Regions from separate parts of the Homo sapiens genome. Here region 1 is linked to region 2. The links are chromatin contacts, found by Hi-C or POLR2A ChIA-PET in ENCODE. All regions are on one chromosome and are shown on one strand. The core of a region is the stretch at or near the end of the contact, and the rest is flanking DNA. Distances in the headings are between cores, read along the strand shown.

Region 1 (4,928 bases), core at 393-2,892, 200 kb before region 2:
TGAATGGAAGGAGGGTGGCTCAGCTCAGCTGCTTTCTCCCTCCTGCCACTCCAGACTCAGGACGCCCTCACCCTCACAGGGACAAGTACTAGAGAACTTGCAGAATGGCCCCATGCCAAGGCAACCAGAGTTGGCCAACCCTACTTGGTTTGTAAACCAGGTAGCATGTCTTCCCCCCTGGAGGGGAACTGGGGGTCATTTCTTGGGATACAGCTGACCCATCACCCAAGAATAACAGAGGAAAGGGAATTAAAATCTCCTTTTAAAGGGGGGCTTTAAACCCTTAAAGAATAATCAAGAGCCCTGGTTTTTCATTCCTGGGCAATACACAATTTCAGAATGTGCCCCCAACCTCTATACCTTGACATAAACGATGAAGGAAGGCAGGGATGAAAACCTGGCTGAGTGGGATGGGGCGGCTGGAGCCTGTGTGGTGTCTTCCTGAGCCTAGCATGCTCACTTTTCCTCCAAATGGAGCTGGAAACCTGAGCCCTGTCATGGCCAAGTGCTCTATCGAGAGATCTGAGTGCTAAACAAATCCATAGGTCAAGAAGGACCCCAACTACCCACTACTTGTTAGCTGATTTGCGGCATTAGCTTCTCTTCCCATAAGGACATATTTTAAATGGCTGCTAGTCAATCTGTGGCCACTGAAAATCTCAAAACAACCACTGTCATCAAACTCATAAGCAGTAAGCATTTCACTTTTCCAAAGTTCATGAATGCATGAATGTTATCAATTAAGCCAGTCCTTTAGGGGTTTTCTTTCAGTTTTCTTGTGTTTTGTATCTGTTTTTAGACCTCTCTCGGCAGCGCCTCTCTCTGGAGCCTGGTGTCATTGCTATTACAGGGCACGCTGAGTGGGTTAGTAGGGAGATTTTCCAGGTCCTCCCGTTGTATCAGCTGCCCTCTACTGCACGGACATGTTCCTTTTCCTTCTCCTATGGCACAGGTTTAATCCTAGTCCACTTGCATTTGGCTCCACTCAGCAGCACAGGTCTGGGTCTAGATGCCCTTCACCAGGAAAGCCTGCTCAGAGGGAGAGGATGAATGGCTCATTTATTCTGAGGCCTCCTAAGGTCAAGTACCTGATTTCGTCTTCACAGCAACCCTGAGGTAGATACTACCATCATTCCCACTTCACAGGCAAGGAATTCGAGGCTTAGAGAGCTCAAGTCTCTCGTTCAAGCACATGTGACGAGGCAGAGGCAAGGGCAGAATCCGAACCCAGGCCTTTATGGCTCTAAAGCCTCTGGCAAGCCAGGCTTGCTCATACCCAACTGGGATAGAAAAGGGATCAGAAAGAGAACAGAGGTGACTGGGGCTACAGCAAAGTCATCTCTCACATCCAGCCAGAGCCTACCCTACCCACTGAAGCCTGGCCACCCCAGGCCCTGGGGTCACTGCAGCAGGAAAGCCCCAGGCAGAGTGTCCCTTCCATCTGCCTGGATGGCCTGCCCACCCCGGGATCCTGCATGGGCAGCTCTGGACAGGGAAACCAGAATACAATGGCATGCAGATCCCCTTGAATAACCCCTTCCCTGTGCTCTCCCTGTCACAGGATTGGCTCGCCTGCCCCTGGGACAGAAAGCCCCTCCCCTGCCAGCTCTGGAAATAGCCTGCTTGATTCATGTGCAGGCCATCCCTGGGCTTCAGGCCAGAGACTCAGCTGGAGGCTGGCTGCAGTGGGAGGGGCCTCACAGGCTCTCTTAAGTTACCATTTATTGAGGTATTCACAAGTGCCAGGCCCTGTGCTGAGGGCTTTCTGGACATGGGGCCACTCAGTCTTCATGACCGCCGTGTGGGGCATGGGCATCAGGACATCAGTCAGTCTCCTCACTGCTTCCCCTTCTCCCCAGCCTCCAGAGACAGGGCTGAGGCGGTGGCCATGCCTTTCTCACCTGTCAGAGCCCCTGAACCTCAGGCAGCTTAACTGGGGAAACAAAAACGTCCTAGTCTTGCTTGCTCCACCTTTTTCCTCCAGTTTAATCAGGTTCGTTCTTGCCAGGGCTTTCACATAACATACTTGGAAACGTGGGGAACTAGGGACTTTGAACTCATTACTCCCAGGCAGTGCTGACAGAGGTTAGAAACAGCAGCTACAAAATGGAGGACTTCAAACCAGAGGGCTGTGACAGCCATGACAGGGGCGTTGAGTGCCCACACATAACTTAGAAACCCGAGTCACTTATTTCCTGGAGCACCAAGTTTCCCAAAAGCCTTAGGACCTTTTCACCTTTAGCTGAGGACAGAATCTCTGCTCCTGGGCTGTTGGGAGGATGGGCAATGGGGAGTAGCGTGGGTCTGGAGGTGGGAGTGACCTGCGTTTTCCTTGCTTCAGTCGCCCAAAGCAGGGATGACTAGCGCAGGAGAAACCCCCAAGGCAGCCCTCACAGTTCTTCAGAGCACCTGCGGTGGGGCCCAGAAATTTTACAACTGCATCTTCTAGGTGCAGGGTTCAGGGTACTGCATCTCCAGAGGGTGCACTGAGCTGCACAGCCTAGTCTCTGCCCCAGGATCCCCACCCACCCCAGGGCCTCACCATTCCTGGCATTCTGCTCTGCTACCATCCCCGTCACTCCCCACTTCCCAATGGGGGACTCTGCCTGAGAACTCGTGCACTATCCTGGCTGGCACCCCATGCTACCTGGGTCCTGGGCCACTCAGTACTTGAAGCCCGGGGCCCTCTGTGCACTGAGGCTTAGCTGGCAGTGCGAGTCACCCAGCAGGAGCTGTGGCAGAGGTGGCCCCAACCCAGGTGTTCCACAACCAGAGATGGGCCATCCTGGCAACTGCCTCCTCTACAGCCAAGCAGAAGACAAAAAGCAGGCAGAACTATGGTTACATAAGATGTTAAACTGTTTACAGAAACTACCATCTCGGCAACTCTTCTCTCAATTTCTGTAATTGGAATGCTATTTAAAAATATAAACCTTTTTAAAAAGACGGAAAAAAGGGAGAGGGGTTAAAAGAGCAGTGGGGGGGTGCTGGGATGGTAACAGGCACCACCTTTCTGGGCACGTTGGTAGCAGTCAGTGCCCAACCTGGGAAGAGGTTCTGGTGCCTGCTGTGGCTGCTCAGATTGAGCTGCTTCTTGGAGATCAAGTGCCCCCCTGTGGCCAGTCTAGGGACCGGAGCTGGGTTCCAGCTCCTGACGCGGGCAGGGTCTTAAGGACTGGTTTCCTTCCATAAGCATCAGCGCCAAAAGGCTCATCCCTCATTCGCTATCTAGTGTCTCAGACCACCCTATTCAACCGGCCCCAGAGAAGAAGGGACTATTCCTAGGGGACTACAGGTGGAGTGGGGGTCAGGTCCAGGGGACCCTGCACTGGCTTGCCTCTCTTGCCCGCAGTCAGCCCTTTGAATCAACCCTCAGTATTCTCAGCCCCAGTCTGATGTGGGGCCTGCAGAGGGGCAGGCACCCAGAGCTTTGCCACATGGATGCAAACACAAGTGTGGGGTGGGGAACGTGCAGGGAGAGGTGCGTGAGCACACAGATGTGGCCCAGGAGCCCAGGCTAGGTCAGAAAGGCCCAGGAAGCCCTGGGTCTCAGGTGCGCAGCAGCTTTGGGAAGAGCTGAGCAGTTTCTGGCAGGGGCACCTCCCACCTTCTTGCCTTCAAGCTGGAAGCAGAAAAGATAGATGGACGATGCCAGGCCTGTCCAACAAGCCCTGGGGTCTTCTCCAGGGCCACCAGTGCCCACTGCCACTTTGGCCACCAGACACACCAACCAGTAGTCCCCTTGGTCCCAGGATCTAGGACTACTGTATTGTACATTCCCAGAGATGACATTCACATGGGCTACTCAGAAACCTGGTTCTGGGTAGGCAATGGGCAAGTGGGGCTCCAGTTTCCATAGAGGTCAGGGCAGGGATGACCTGCAGGAAGTGTGAGTATAGGCCTTCTCAGGTGAAGGCTCCAATTCTCAGCCCCATTCTGGCATCTGAAACCTTCATCTGCATGGCTGGGACTTTGTAAATGATGAATCGAGTGCCTTGATGTGGTAATTGAGCCTTATTAGGTCCTTCTTGTTTTTGCAAGTGTCTGTACCAGTCCCAACCCAAGAGAGCTAGGCGGGAAAGGCAAACAGAAAGACCAGAGCCTCCCAGAGGGTTCTGATGCCTGCAGCCTTCTTGCTCCAGGAGTGAGGAAGCAGCACCGTGGCCCCTTATCACCCAGACCAGCGATGGGCACCCAGGGCTGGCCCTCAACTGCTAAGACAACTACAATCACCACACCTTCCAAAAAGTGCCACCAGGGGAGATGATGGCTTTGCCAGGGGCAGGAGGACCTGTAGTCTGCTCAACTGCCCTTGCCCCGCATTGGGCATCTAGACCGACAGAAGGAGGCCAACCAGCCTTCCGGGAGGTTTCAGAGGATCCACAATAGCCCTTTACTGCTCAGATGCAGAGGTAGGAAGGGAAGGGAAAATCTTTAAGCATTTTCCCAATAAGTAAAAACGTCAAGACAGCCATGAGACGGCTCCTGCAGGGGCAGAGAGAGAGAAGACTCAACTTGCTATGGTTTCAGTTCAGCTTTCCTTGGATGTGCAAGTGCAGTGGCATCGTTTACTACCCAGCGCAAAGGGGCTACACTGATGAGAACAAAATGTCCTAAAGGCAATGCCACTGTGCCTCTGTTCAAGGCCAGTGAGTAAGTACCAGGTCCGTGTGCTGAGTGGGAGAGTGATAGGGCGAAGGATGACCAGGAACAGCAGAGGGACCAGCCCAGCTTCTGTCCTTCCAGGGAATATCTGGGCAGAGGCAATCAAGGGTCTGTAGTTTTCATCAGACTGTTTGAAGGGTAAGATAGGAGAAGGTAGGAACCTCTTCCATTTTCCCCTTCTTATACAGGGAGATGGATATGGAGCTGACAGAATCAGCACAGCCTTGGCCCAGGCTCCACAACAGCAGCTGCCTTTGCCTACT
Region 2 (4,322 bases), core at 888-3,387:
TTTTTCTTTCATTGTAAAATGAAAGAGTGGATGTCGCTATCTTCCTTATGGTGATGTTTTGTGATTTATGAGGTCTGTGATCTATGAAAATGAAATGGGGGACACTGAAGGAGCCAAGAAGATTGGCTTGATGCCTTTAAGCGTGCCGATTTTCAGTTATTTTCTTCCTTCTCTCCTTCTTTCACTGGAGATTTGCTAATCCTTATTTTATGCCAGGCATTGTGTTGGAGGTAATAGGAATCCAAAGATGAATAGGATATATATAGTCCCTGACATTAACGTGCCTGGCCTGATGGGAGATGCAGACCCATTAAATGGCTGCTTGAAATACGGTATGGGCCAGTATCCCAACAGTAATACTATGTGTGAAGCTCATGGCAATACAGAGGAGGAAGGGATTAATTCCATCATGTATGTGTTGGTGGGAGTAGAGGTGGATATGTAGGAAGGGGGATGCGGTATAATGCTGAGCTGGGCCTTGGGAAAATAAGTTTTCCATGTGGTCAAGGTGGAGGTGAGGCTTTCTGGACACAAGAGACATCATGTGCAGAAGCACACCAAGAAAGAGCATGAAGTGCTGAGGATTGCTAGAGTGGGGGGTTGGCTCTCAGGATATGAAGCTGGCTAGGCAAAGGGAGCCCATGAAGAGCCTTGCTGAGGAGTTTGAACTTAACTTCTGAGAGCAGTAGCATGGCCAAATTGTACTTACATTTTATTTTTAGAAGGATCACTCTGGCATTGGTAGGACTGGAGATAGGTGATGAGGTGAAAGGAGTGGAGACCAGTTAGAAGGCTTAGAAGTTGTCCAGGTGAGAGATGATGAGGGCTTGGACTTAAGGTATTTGCAGCAGAGTTGGAGTGGAAGTAGATAAATTGGAGATTATTTTAAAAGAGAGACCCAAAGGCCTTGGTGATTAATTGGATGAGGAAGAATAAAAGATGAGATGAAGGGACTTATTGTAATGGATTGATGTAGTCTAAAAGAATAAAACAGTGGCATTAATAATTATAGGGGATTTGGAGTGAAGTGGAAGAAATAATGATGTTGGCTTTGGATGTATTGAGTTTAAGATGTCTCTTAGCTAGGAGGAAAGGTGTAGCTCTCTCTACTTCCTTTCCAGAATAGCAGTCCTAGCCTAAGTCACTCATCCTTGGACCAGTTTCCTGTGGAGCCCAGTGCGGTATAAAATTCCCCAAGAGCTCACTGGCATTCCTGAGCTCCACATCCTTCAAGGTTAAAAGCTGGGTGTTGAAAACTCCCTGGACCCTCATTGATAGGCTAATGGATTATGGACCTGTGTGTGTGTGTGTGTGTGTGTGTGTGTGTTTTAAATCAGATGCTGGCTCCAGTGCAGCAAACTCTTCTGCCTCTTGCAAGCATCAGCCTTGGAAACAAAACAAAACAAAACAAAAAAAACCTTTTTTATGGAGCAGCCTCTGGCCCTGACAGGCTCTGGCTCTCTGTTGGCTCCCAAGAAGCCCCCCACCTTTCTTAGAGATCAGATTTTTAAAAGATGAGGTTGTACAGTGCTCAGCCAGATCCCCACGTGGCCGCTGAAGAAAGCCCAGAGTGTTGGGGACTGGGCCCTTTCTCAGCTACCACCTCTGCTTGGGTGTCCTCAATGCTAAGACAAGACACCTTGTGGCCCAACTCTTTCCAAAATGACGGGGCTGGGATTCTCCCCCACCTCAAGTCGAATATCCAGCGTTCACCAGGCGGTGGCAGGACCGAGCACGTGGTATCATTTAGGGGCTGGGCTCCAGGGTCCTCCTAGGAAAGAGGACAGCCCAAGAGGCGAGAGGCTGGCCGGCCACCCTGGCCATGGCAACCTCTCTGGCTCCTACAGCTGCTGGCCAAAGGCAGGGGGCACGCCCTGCGTCCCATTACCACGTTCATAGGATGGTGCCAGGAGCCCGTTATCTCTTCTTCGCCTTCTCCTCACGCACCACCCCCACTGTCATGCCGATAAATCCCGGGAGCAAAGGGTGGCACGATTCCTCCCGCGCCCCTGCGGGCTGAAGGCGGGCACTAAAGCAGTGCAGTCCCAAGCTTCCCCTGCAGAAGCCGCGCTCCCTACTCGGTCCGGGGGCAGAGGGGGCGCGAGAGAGCAAGTGGGCGGGCGTCCCATCCTCCGCATCCTCCTCCAGGTCCTGGCGCACAGGGTGGGAGCGCTGCGCTGCGCCGCGCTGCGCATCGCGGCCCGCTTGCCGCCTGCCCCCTGCCCTAGCTGGGCCACCTCCCCGGGCTGCCGGTGGAGGGCTAAGAGGCGCTAACGTTACGCTGTTTCCGGTTTTCCAGCGGGCTCTGTTTCCCCTCCCAAGGCGGCGGCGGCTGAGCGGCGGAGCCCCCCAAATGGCCTGGCCAGATGCGGCAGGTTTGCTGCTCAGCGCTGCCGCCGCCGCCACTGGAGAAGGGTCGGTGCAGCAGCTACAGCGACAGCAGCAGCAGCAGCAGCGAGAGGAGCAGCAGCAGCAGCAGCAGCAGCAGCGAGAGCGGCAGCAGCAGCAGGAGCAGCAGCAACAACAGCAGCATCTCTCGTCCCGCTGCGCCCCCAGAGCCGCGGCCGCAGCAACAGCCGCAGCCCCGCAGCCCCGCAGCCCGGAGAGCCGCCGCCCGTTCGCGAGCCGCAGCCGCCGGCGGCATGAGGCGCGACCCGGCCCCCGGCTTCTCCATGCTGCTCTTCGGTGTGTCGCTCGCCTGCTACTCGCCCAGCCTCAAGTCAGTGCAGGACCAGGCGTACAAGGCACCCGTGGTGGTGGAGGGCAAGGTACAGGGGCTGGTCCCAGCCGGCGGCTCCAGCTCCAACAGCACCCGAGAGCCGCCCGCCTCGGGTCGGGTGGCGTTGGTAAAGGTGCTGGACAAGTGGCCGCTCCGGAGCGGGGGGCTGCAGCGCGAGCAGGTGATCAGCGTGGGCTCCTGTGTGCCGCTCGAAAGGAACCAGCGCTACATCTTTTTCCTGGAGCCCACGGAACAGCCCTTAGTCTTTAAGACGGCCTTTGCCCCCCTCGATACCAACGGCAAAAATCTCAAGAAAGAGGTGGGCAAGATCCTGTGCACTGACTGCGGTGAGTCGCCCCCTCCCTTTGCTGGAGAAAGGGGGGAGGGGCGAGGTGGTGGAGAATGGGGGTGGGGCGGGGAGGTGCTGCAGGTGCCCGGGCCTGGCAGCGTCCGGGCGCTGGGGGGGTGGGGCCGCCCCTGGGCAGGGCGCCTGGCACGGGTGGGTGAGGGGGTTGGGGTTGGAGAGAAGAAGGATCAGGCTCAAAGTGTGCCAGGGGTGGGGGGCGGAGGGAGGCGCTGGCCTGTGCCAGCGGGGATCTGCGGCTGATGTATGGCATGTGGGGCTGGAAAGCTGCCATCATAGCCCAGTAGCGGAAGGAAAAACGGAGAGGTCCTGGCGGTGCTGGCCTGAGGCTCAGTGAGTCAGGAGTGACCCTCGGAGGCCTTGCCTGCCCTGCTGCCGCGGGCCTGCCGTGCCCAGGCTGGCAGGGTCTGCGGGAGCAGCTGGGCAGACTCCCAGGCTGTGAAGGCCTCCGCTTACAAGTTCTCCTAGGGAATGGTCGCCCCCGCCCCCTCCTTCCTCTCCTGGGCTCGTTGCTCTGCTCATCCACACCGCTGGCGCAGGCAGAGTTGGACTTTTTCTGCTACTGTTTTCCGTCCTCCATGTGGCTCCAGTTTTTTTCTTCATCGTGATTGCCTGTCTTTGCTAAGCAGGTAGCACATCCTTCTCTTAAGACTAGCAAGCAGACACCTTTTTTTTTTTTTTTTTTTAGCTGTTTCTGGGGGAATTACAAGGTCTGTTGATTGTGATGATGATGAAAGAGAGTAACTTCTGCTGAATGCTTTAAGTTCAGCTCTAACGTCTTACTCGCCGGATGTATTTGACTGCATCTCTCATCTTCATGATGTTGGATGCTGCACAGGAATGCAGGTGATTAGAAACAAAACACTGAAATCTGTAGATCTCTGCAGCTGGGAATGGAAGTCTCCCATGTCAAAAGTCAAAGAAATGTCAGTCTAAGAGCTTTTTCTTCTTGTCCCTGAATCCAGTACTTACTTCTTAGTAAGATATTTCAAATCAAATTGTCCCACACTGGAGTATTTGGTGTAAGCCTGTCTCGTGCTTATTCAAATTGAGGTTTCGTTTTGTCCCAACTAAAGCTGAATTTGTTGGCATGCGGTATGACTTGCTGGACTGTGTAATCGCTGAATTATGATAGATGTCCTGTACTCTCATAGAAGTTGGTATGTTTACCAGTTTTACCAACTGATTCTGGGTAGTGTAGACAGGCTTTGTTTGAGTAGCAAAATATGTGTAACAGCT

What was found. Hi-C counts contacts between places; a loop is a spot of excess contacts on that map. ChIA-PET counts read pairs that join two places held with the same protein, here RNA polymerase II (POLR2A).
Region 1: a map of dorsolateral prefrontal cortex shows a loop between it and region 2 (5-fold over the local background). The contact joins the enhancer-like site here to the promoter of NRG2 in region 2. A Hi-C loop is called at or near these places in 1 of 168 maps with a recorded cell type or tissue (dorsolateral prefrontal cortex). POLR2A ChIA-PET finds 5 or more read pairs at or near these places in 2 of 52 experiments (MCF 10A and Panc1).

Annotation. Positions count from the first base shown.
Region 1 is chr5:140,238,230-140,243,157 of GRCh38, reverse strand. The region is part of intron 2 of CYSTM1 (cysteine rich transmembrane module containing 1); the gene reads right to left. Among named protein-coding and RNA genes, the nearest start is that of PFDN1, 62 kb to the left of the region's middle. RefSeq lists enhancers at 580-1,416, 1,417-2,255, 3,094-3,932. Within about 2 kb of position 1,642, at least 17 of the 41 ENCODE cell types and tissues checked have a DNase peak (open chromatin) inside an H3K27ac peak, as active enhancers do; they include dorsolateral prefrontal cortex, where a contact is called at or near this core.
Region 2 is chr5:140,041,114-140,045,435 of GRCh38, reverse strand. NRG2 (neuregulin 2) reads left to right here and starts at 2,137. Exons shown (of 10, transcript NM_004883.3): 1 at 2,137-3,066. The coding sequence starts at 2,367. RefSeq lists silencers at 1,995-2,334, 2,495-2,704 and enhancers at 2,003-2,672, 4,045-4,234.